Regions from separate parts of the Homo sapiens genome. Here region 1 is linked to region 2. A link is an interaction called in ENCODE POLR2A ChIA-PET data of the cell type or tissue named here. Cell type or tissue: IMR-90. All regions are shown on one strand. Each heading gives the region's core, and the rest is flanking DNA. Links, peaks and the distances in the headings are about the cores only.

Region 1 (5,387 bases), core at 146-5,145, 73 kb before region 2:
CCTAGTTACTATTGCTATAAAAAAATCAAATTTCCTTTGTGAACTAAGTAGAACTGAAATGGAAACTTTCAAAAAAAGGGCTTAGACTTAGGCAAAGAAACTTACCCTAGTGAACAGATTTTTAACCATGCTCAATTTTGGGTTAATGAATACCTTTGCTCTGGTTAGAAGATTATGATAATTTTGCAAGAAGTAGATGAAAGTGATGACAAAGATAGCTCCTATGTACTATGGAATTTATTTGTCCAAAATTAAGGGAGTTCATTCCACAGGTTCTAGAAATAGAGTATAGAGAGCAGATATTTCAAATTGTTCCACTTTCTGTGAGTAAATTAACTCACATACATAAGTGATTTACAAAAGTGATTTACATAAATTAATGTAAATCACTGACAACAGCACCACTTACACTCAGTAAATGTTTGCTAGTATTATTGATTATTTATCGAATATGCTTAATGTTTTCATCACAGATCAAAAGACTTTGTTCATCCCTGCTGCCACAAATGTGTTACTTTAAATGAAATACCAAGGGTCTGCACTTGTAGAGGTCTTGGAGCAGTTAGCCTAATGTTGGAGGTCAGTGCCTTCTGTGGCTGTCTTGGGCTGACCAGGCTTTACTACTAACTCAGAAATTACAGTAGAAGTAAGTCTCACCTCTGCCTAAAAGAGGTGATGGCTTCATGGGAATTTCTGATACGAAATAATTCAGGGCAGGGTTTTTGAGCACTGCTCCAAACAGGATATACATCCCAGACTTCACCTAGACTGCCAGCGTCTAACAACTGGCTGCAAACAAGTGGCTGGAGTCACCAACAATGCCTGGATATAGATGGCTTTTTAAAGACATGAACAAACAGATGGAAACAAGTCGTCAAAGGAATTCTCAAAGTTTGTATTTAAAATGTTGTTGAAAATGATAAGAATGTCAGCATTTTATAAGACTATGAAGCTGAAAAGAGAACAAAAGAAAACAACTACATTTAGTTTCTACAAAAGTTTGTGCTATCTTTTCAGCCAAGCTAATTTTGATCAAATGGAAATCACTATATACCTAACGGATTAGTCATTAGCATGTGGGATTAAATCGTTTCATTACAATGCAGAAATGAACAAAATAACCACTAAATAATAGTCATTTTCAGTAACAGCTGGCCTAATGTCTTTCTACTAACACATGTAATGGTCCGTCTTATTTAAATTGGTATTCTTCTTCCATTATATGACTATTAAATGTTTTAATAAAATTTTATTTGGAAGGTCTATAAAATTACTAATTTGGCATCAAAGGGTACATTTCTAAAACTCATTTTATAGGTAAGCTCTATGCATCTCTCTTTTTTAATAAGAACCCAGAGAAGCAGCATATATGCAGTTAGATGGTAAAGCAGAAATCACTTTTTTATAGAAAGCAACTATTCATTTACTGAATGGAACAATGTACAAAGAAAACATAAAGTTTAAAAGAGGGGAAGAAAAAGGAAATCTACTTTGTTCTATTAAATCAATGAGAAAGCATTTTCAGCAAAGTACATGCCAAGCTATAGTTCATCGATGAGTATAGAAATGGCCAACAGGAGTCTATTATTTTATTTTAAAAAATTACAGTGATTTTAAAAATAAACAGGAAACCCACTAGATGATTTCCACTAAAGAAGATAACAAATGAATTAAATGAAAACAATTACTTCAAAAATGCAGCTGCATTAATTTTATAGAATCATTTTTGTCTTTCTCCACAGGTTTATGGATATGCTGCCTCTTCTGCTAAACTGTAAATCTTTGAAGACCAGGAGCCACGTCTTACTTATTTGTGAATTTCCATAACATCTAGTAGAGTGTTTTCCACCTAATTGGGCGCAATAAATGTTTATTGAAAAAATAAAGAAGGCTATGGGGAACTTTCGTCCTTTATGTTAAAAACAGCCTGAAATATGAAGTTCAGTCTGAGAAAAAGCAATTCTAGTTCTTCTCACTGAGGGAAAAGAAGAAAAATCTGTCTGATTCAACAACAATTAAGTGGCACTGCTTACATCACGAACTAAGAAGATTTCGAAAGTATTCTTCTGAAACAAGGAATTATCACAAAGAAAATGTTCATCTCAAAAGTGTAGAGTGATCCTAAAACATTTAACTGAAAAATCTTGTTCCCTGTTATTTATGCTGTCGGGATGTCTGGGTAGCATGGATTGGTATTTGAGTCATTCCACTATCTGCAGCTGCTGACTTCTAAACTGTAGATGTTGTAGTCATTGTTTATTACACTTCGCCTACAAAGATGAGTAAAACTAGTTTGCCAGAGCCCAGCAAAGGGCACAGTGACTCAGAAAAAATATGCATACTGATCCGATTTGATGATTTTCATTTGTCATCCTGCATTTTGTTTCCCATACAAAAACACCTTCGATGGCTAAAATGTCAGAACAATACAGACAAGTAATACTAACACCCTGAGAACAATATTTGAAAAGTTACAATTAAACGTGTTCCCTAGGAACACCCACTAGTAGATGAGAAAATGTGCAGGGATTTCATATAGGGGTTTCTGAGATTGGCAAGCTTGAACAACTTCCAATGTTTTGGGAAACCACTTGACTTATTAATTACCTGCTGCCTTTACTAGCTATCAAGGGGACATAAGCACATTTGCAATGTCAAAAACTCATTTCTGGGGTGGGTGGGGGCAGGGTGCCCATCCGTCCTTTGGCATTATTCTGGATTGCTTGCTCTTTAGGTATGATTCAGTGTGAATCAGGCTTTTCTTTTGGAGATCTTTTCACGCAATGCTCTCTGGGAGTGAATGTGAAAACTCCTAGCCATCTTGTTGAGGTATTACTTCCAAAACAAGTCTGAAAAATTCTTATAAAATTGTAAACCTGCCTAAAGTATTGAAAGTGGATTTAACCAAACATTACAAATGTAATGAGATTAATAAAATAATATCAACATTTTGTTTGGATTTCACTATAGCACCAACTAACATACAATGCCATCTCTTATGGAATAAGTTGAGATGGTAGATTGTGCTTCCAGGGACATGATTTTCAGCAGTGCATATTTGAAATCTTCAGTTTCACTTGAAAGTTTTTCCTCTAGAAATGTACAGTTAATGGGATATAATTTTGTAACATTAGGACTAAATGAGCAAAATATCTTATTAAACAAATAAAAATCTCCACCAGAGGTGAAGGAATAATGAATTCTACCAAACATTGAAGAGTAGAAGAAATGATTTTAATCACATTCTGCACACTTAATTGACTCCTGGCATCTTTTTAGATGTTAAAACAAACAAACAAAACAAAACAAAAAAACAAGCATTGGCCAGGTGCAGTGGCTCATGGCTGTAATTCCAGCACTTTGGGAGGGTGGTGGGAGGATCATTTGAGCCTAGCAGTTCAAGACCAGCCTGAACAACATAGCTTGATGCTGTTTCTACTTAAAAAAAAAAAAAAAAAAAAAAAAAAGCCAGGCACGGTGGTGCACACCTGTAGTCCCAGCTATCTGGGAGGCTGAGTGGGGAAGAATACTTGAGCCCAGGAGTTCGAGGCTGCAGTGAGCTATGATGGCACCACTGCACTCCAGCCCAGTCAGTAGAGTGAGACTCCACCTCAAAACAAAACAAACAACAAACAAACAAAAAACAGACACTAATGTAAGTTCTTAATTTCCCAAAGAGGAAAGGGTATTGCATACACCACTTTTTATTTATCTCAGTCTTAATCTTAAAACATCACTGACATCAGTCTATACAGAATAAGGGTTGCCCCATCGGAATCAGCATCCGTGGTTCAATCCAGCTCTTGATGCACAGTGTGTATTTTAATGCATTTAGGGATTGCCTAAGAAATCTAATGTGGCCAGTTACATCATCACATTCCTTTACTTTAAAAACACATTTCTCACATTTTCACACAAACATATTCTCAAGAGATGATTTAAGTGAATGGGATGTGAAAACATTAGATTCAAAGTCACAGGGTTTATTTTCTTTACATATTGTGAAGGATGAGGAATGGGATAGTAGGAAGGCAGCAGAAAGAGGAGGTGTCCATAGATCACATTCAAAATAATGGATTCCTAAGCCTACTTTTGTATCTGTAAAATGATTGGTAAAAAATTAGGGCTTTCGGCCTTCACTGTTGTCACGGCCCATTCTCCTCCCACATGCACTCGTGAATAACACTGCATAGGAACCGGAATCAATCGGATCTGGGACGCAGGTTAAATAAGCACCTGGAGGTGTCAACCTGTGTGGAGGACGCCAGGAACGCTAAGCAAAGCAAAGCAGTCCACTTGGACTTTTCAGCTAAAAACTGCCTCAAGTGATCCCAGAGCCGTCCTTCTCCCACCTACAATAATAACTACTATTTGTTAAATGCTTCCCCGTGGTGGGTATTAGGTTAATTTCTTTATGGGTTTAACCCATTGGATTCTCATGAAGACTTCATAAGGAAGACTTCCATGTTAACCTCAGCTTAAAGAAAAGAGGACCAAGTCAAGCTGTGTGCTCGAAGGCTGCTCAGGTGGTGGAGTTCCTGATCTCAAAACAAGGGCTCTGAACCCCCACCTTCTGTCCCCTGTCTCAGACAGCACAGGGTCCGTCATCGGGTAGTACAGATTTCACCACTCTCTATGAGGACTCTGCTCCATTCCTGCAGCCACGGTTTGGGATCATCCATACCCTCTTCGCCTCTCCTAGACCATCGCCTTGCACGAGTAACTGAAAGCTTCGTCTGACACATCTCATCTTTCGATGAAGTCGCTTCATCTGCTTTTATTTTCTAGTGCATAGGTTCTCAAAGGGTGGCCCAAGGACCAGTCGCATCAGCATCAGCTGGGAGCTTATAGAAGCACAAATTCTTGGCCCCCCCACTAGACTTACTGAAGAATAAGAAAATCTGGGAGTGAGCCCCGCAATCTTTGTTTCAATAAACTTGCCAAGTGAGTCTAATATAAAGTGTAAGCTCTTAAGCAAGACATTTGAGGCCCATCATAATCTAGGAGTCCACCTAGAACAGTGGTTAGAAGTGTAAGTTTTAGGGTCAGAATGCTTGACTTGCACCTTTGCTCCATCAAAGATGACTTGGGCCTCTAGGTGAGTCATGACTGACTTTCAGTATTCTTATCTGTAAATGTCGGAATGAGCTATTTCCGAGGTTTTACACAATAATTGATAATAGTCCTCTACCTGGTATATAATGAGTGCTCAATATACATTAGGGATATTATCATTGTTATTAATTCTCCAATGTTATTTGCTGTCACTTCCTACTTCCAATTTTATTTTTTAAAATTTTATTTATCTATTTTTATTTAATTTTTTTAAATTTTTATTTATTTATTTATTTAATGATGGAATCTTGCTATGTTGCCAAGGCTGGTCT
Region 2 (5,387 bases), core at 281-5,280:
CAGTCACAAATCAATCAGAATACAGTAGAGAGCTGCTATTTAGAAAATTAAGCTGGAGGATGGTTTTGAAGGCTTGGACTCTCCCACCCAGTCCTAGTAAGTCTTGAAAATAAAAGCTTACAGATGAACCTCTCTGATCCCAGAGGAGTGATTCAAGGAAGGTAAATACAAATGTTCACAAATGATGAACAGTGATCAGCCTGGGAACCTAGACATTCAGCAGCAAGCTGTGGATTCTACATCCTGTCTCTCTCCCCTGCCTTCCATTTCCAAAAGAGAAATAAAAATCATGCCGTGAGAACTCAGGCCAGGAGTCTGATTCACTCTACAAGCTAGCTGGGTCCATCCTCAGCCTTTCTCGGATCTTCCCCACAACCAGTCTTCTCCCTATACTTTCTCTTTTACCTCCATCATCCTCAGAGCTTAAATGAGCCTGGAGGAAATTTGCAGTTGAAGGAGCTACTTATGGCTGCAAAGTTAATTCCTACTGGGCTATGCAGACATCTAGAAAGCTGGTAGATAGTTTTCGCAATCCTCAAAGTTGCAAATCGCCCATAGAAGTCTGGGAGGTATCTACTGTGCATTTTGATGACATCTCTCAGCTACAAAGACTGCTCACCCTTCAGTGAGGAAATGTGGTAAGCTCACATTGAGCAGGAAGAACAGTTGAATGCAGAGACTGTGTTAAATCTGCGGAGATGAATATGGAGATCCTTGGGCAAGATTGCCTTTAAAATACATGGTAATATCTCAGCATCACTTAGAGTTTAAACATCCAGGTTCTTGGGTCTCATCTAAACTTTTGGAATCAGGATTTCTGGAGGTAGAGCCCAGGAATCAGAATTGTAAATACATTTGGTTGGTTGTGTCTGGTGATTTAAAAATTACTGTCCCCCAAAATCCTGTAAAAACAAACAGACAAAAAAATCAGATCTTTTTTTAAGGGAGAGATGTGAAGACAACATTTCACTAGGCAGGCAGTTTGCAGGAGAAAAACGCAAAACTTACAGGTGGGAGAAACTGATAGTCATAATAGCTTATATTAGTAATTCTGAAATATTTGGACTTCTTTACATGAAAAAAATCTTTGAGGACACCAAAGAGCTTTTGTCTATGTGGGTTATATTTATCAATATTTATAATATTAGAAATTTAAATTGAGAAATGAAAAAATTTATGTATGAATTTATATTTAAAATAACAATAATAGCTCCATTGTATGTTAACAGAAATAACATATTTTGGTAAAAAAATAACTATGCTTTCCAAAACAAAATCATAATGAGAAAAGTGGCTTTGTTTGACATTTTTGCAAAGACCTTCCTTTCTGGCCTAATAGAATACAGCTGGATTTTCTCACCTACTTCTGCACTCAATTTGTTATGAAATCACAGGTCACGTGTGTGGCTTTTGCACACTCTTAGCCCACTAATGAGAAAGTAAGAGTAAAAAAGTTAAATCACATCTTAATGTTAAAGTGAAAATAGGTTTGGTCTTATGGACCTCCTGAAAGGGGCCCCCCAATCACAATTTGGGAACCAGTGGTTTATCTGAATAAATCAACATGATTCTAAGCTTTTTACGTTATTTCACCCTCATAACAACCTGGGGAAGGACGTGTTATTTTTTATCATTTTCCCTGTTTTGCATTTGAGGAAACTGAGGCAGAGAGACATAATACAAAGTCAGCGGCATAGCTGGGCTTACACCCAATAGTCTGTTCCCAGCACAGTAGACCTTAACTCTGCTGATATACTGCCTCTGCGTTAGGAGAGCTGAGGGCAGGCATACTCCCAGGACATCTGAAAGAAGAATTTAGGCAATCAGCAAGGTCTGGGGAGACTGATGGGCCTGGAACTGACAGCCAAGTTTCCCTCAGCATCCCCTACATTCCCGCAGCTGGTGGCTCCTGGGCTCTGCTCCCACCAGCTGGGCTTTGCTAGTGTGGGTTTAGTTCCCGAGGGGAAGGAATCCTTTGGCAGAAAACATGTCTCAAATATTTAAAACACTGAGTTGCAAATCTAGGAACAAGGAGAAGGAGATGTCTCCCCTTCACGTACGTAGCATCTAAACTAGAGGCAGCAGTGTTTTCCACATCTAACTTCTGTCTTTTGAACTTAGACCTGTCCTAGGGAAACAAGGTCCTCAGTAGAACAGCATTCACAAAGGCGTGAATTCTCTTAGAGTTTTTCAACATACCAAACGGCATGATAGGCATTAGAGTAACTATACATTTAGAACAAATAAAATGTTAGAAGCTTTTAAAAGTTGCCATGTAGAGAAACTTAAGACCTATTAAAAAGGTACTACAAATAGATGGCTGTCATATTTTTAGGTGGAAGTATTTTCTTATCCTGGCAACACAGGATTTAACGTCCCTCAAATTGGTATGAAAATAGTGTTGTATCTTTTTTATTTAAATAGGTAATGTTTTTCTCATCACATAATATTTAGAAAACTTTATCTGTAGGTTGTCTAGGCCTCAACTGAAGTAATATTATGGCTTTCTGTTAAGGAAAAATCAATTAGTATGTTAAGCCTTTAGACAGTCTTCTCTTCTTGCTATTCGATGGTTTAACAGACTGCGTATCCTATCACATAAAAAGAAAAAAAGAAAAGGAAAACACACACATACAAATACTCCTACTTAAGGTTTGATAAAACACAATGAGGTATTGCCCCAGCCGTTGGTGATAAAGACCATACTGGCAATGAAGAAGTTAAATATTGTCAGCTCTCTCTCTCTCTGACACACACACACACACACACACACACACACACATCTTAACCAAAGAATCATTTGGATCTCTAAGCTGTTTCTAATTAGGTGTTAATGACCTCAGAGTAGTGTGAACTTACCATGTTCTGTACCTCATTTGATTTCCCCCCTGGGCTGAAACAATACCATGAGGACTGAAATGAAGATAAAATACACCTCTATGGTCCCAACGGTGATGGGATCAGAGATATATAAATACAGAGAAGTCCAGAGGGAAAGATGATTATTAACACTAGTTCCATGACCTATGCTAACCAAGAAATGAAAGTAATTATAGAGCTTTCGTGTGTTGGGCGAGGGGACCCTCATCTCTGAAATGATGAATGAAACTATGACACAGAGGCCACTGGCACTGAGAGGCTGGGGCTCTGGGGGCGGACGTCTCCTCTGTACAGCAGGAACGGAGCAAAGGAACACGAGATCCCTGAGAAGTGTCAGAAAAAATATATTTTTCCTGAGGCATAAAGGCCACACTTACCATTAACTTTTGCAACAAGAACTAAGTAAATGAGAAAATAATCATGTCAGAAAAAAATAGATATATTATGTATGGGATCTGATGGCAAAATGCCACACTACCCAAGAGATTTCCAAAGTGATTTTACACAGAATTTAAAGTGAATTCCAAGTGATCAAATGTGTCTTTTAGTTGGTGAACTGAATAACCATTAGATGCAGATGTCTCTGTGCCTTCTGTACCCTGGCTTCCTGTTTGTGAATTAGTGAGGATGAAGTAAATATTTAATCTCTAGTAGCCCTGAGTGCAGCATTTTATTTGCATTTTAAAGTTTGCACTCATTATAACTCTATAATTGTCAAATGCCTCACATTAAGTACTCACGTGGTTGTTTAAAAAAATAAAGCATTGTCCACAGATTTTAGCCAAGGATTTGGAGGAAAAAGAGTTACCAAACAGACTCCGTATCGTGTAATACAAGACGAGTCATTTTGAAGTGCCATTCTATCCGTAAATCTTGAATAGACTAAAAAATATGCCTTAAAATAAAGTGGCCTGGGTATCATGTAAAGAGGAGAAAGGAAAAAAGAAAAAACGCAGAAGAGGAGGAATAAAAGTCTGACAACATGACGGGACAGGGTATTGACACAGTCGGTAAAGTCACCATGATTAAAATAAAGTAATTCACTTTGAACTAACTCTAGATGACTCCTCTAATGTGCCTGAGGATTGTCTGCGGCACGCCCAGAGGATATCTTTTGTGCTTCAGTTAGCAATAAAGCTTGGAAATAATTATTCTTCCAAAGATAAACATAGATAACGGAGAAAACCAGAAACGTCTGGGCTCTCCCACGTTCGCCTACAAGTACTGCAGCTATGACGCTTAGGTGTACTAATTTAAATCCATCAGTCAATGAATTTAGGTAATTAACATGGCACAACATGTTCCTTAGCATGCATCCAAAATATAATCAAGAGTGATAAAGATAACTCTCTGACTTGTGAAACCTACTAATTTGGCTAAAATCATTGGAACTAACAAACTTGAGGTCAGTTGACCTTTGGGTCTTTTCCAGTGGCTTTCCACATGGTAATATTTCCCACTTTGATTTATTTAGTAGAAAAACTAAACAATCTGTTAGGAACAGATGTTTTGCAATCTTTTGGTCGGAGAACAGTGGTGGGATTAAGGAGCACCTGTGATTCTTATACTTCTTGTTCTGCCCTGATAAACAGGTAGCTTCCATTCCAGAGGGCTGCTTGATGTCCGCTCATCTGAGTACCTACCGTGTTATTAAAGAAAAGCCACACACAGACACACACACACCACCCCCCAGACTTGTTAAATATCCTGCTTCCCCCTTCTCTGAAGTTATTTATGAGGTAATTTTTCAACTTTATTTTTACAGGTTAGTCATTGTGTCACATCACTCATTTCTACAATTTTTGGTGCAGAAATGAATTGTCTCTGTACTTCAGTGGGATAAATATCTTCCTTTTTAATGCTTTTACGCCTCTGTGTAAAAGACAGTGAACTGAGGTACATGAAACTATGCTAAAAAGCTCGATGTAACTGCACTAGGTTGACAAAACCCGGGATTAAAATTCAGTCACGCATGCAAAAAATGTAATAAATGAATGGAAATGTATGTTATGGGTCATTTCTGCTTTAATGGCACCTTTGTGCTATAGAATCCAAATAGCAACAGTCATCTTATACACGCCTCACAAATGAAATAACATTAGGTTTCTAGGAACCTAATGACACACAGCTAGCCCAAAATGAGGATTGTGCCCATAGATTTATTTCATGCAAACATACAGGGTGTGTAGAGACAACTTATCAGTCAAAAAGGGGACTCCATTTAAAGCTGCTGCAACATTGATGTGGTTCGTCTCCATTTTTCAGCGAAATAGAGGTTTTCTTTTTCACTTCACATAAAGTCTTCAACTTGCTCAAGCCTTCTAATAAATTGCAAACTCTGTAACAATATATCTTCTATTGTGCTGCTTGTTACTTTACGAAGACAGGAAATTAAAGCAATAAAACACTTTCTAAATGATAGGGTACACTCAGGCAGTCGTTTTTCTTATGTTCCAGTATTATTCTTCAAAAGACCTTTTATGGTACTAATATTAAATTCTTTGAAG

What was found. ChIA-PET counts read pairs that join two places held together with the same protein. Peaks named below come from ENCODE experiments on the same cell type or tissue, not always from the same donor. Only the 100,000 strongest peaks of a DNase experiment are listed, where the experiment ranks them.
Region 1: POLR2A ChIA-PET joins it to region 2 with 5 read pairs; 2 of 35 experiments call an interaction of 5 or more read pairs at or near these places.

The regions. Positions count from the first base shown.
Region 1 is chr4:181,682,999-181,688,385 of GRCh38, reverse strand. It overlaps a transcript of TENM3 not described here. Among named protein-coding and RNA genes, the nearest start is that of TENM3-AS2, 140 kb to the left of the region's middle. In IMR-90, for the core only: no CTCF peak of the experiment used is centred there; DNase peaks (open chromatin) are centred at 2,235, 2,765 and 3,865; H3K4me3 peaks cover 179 bases; H3K27ac peaks cover 1,167 bases.
Region 2 is chr4:181,609,886-181,615,272 of GRCh38, reverse strand. It overlaps a transcript of TENM3 not described here. Among named protein-coding and RNA genes, the nearest start is that of TENM3-AS2, 220 kb to the left of the region's middle. In IMR-90, for the core only: no CTCF peak of the experiment used is centred there; no DNase peak of the experiment used is centred there.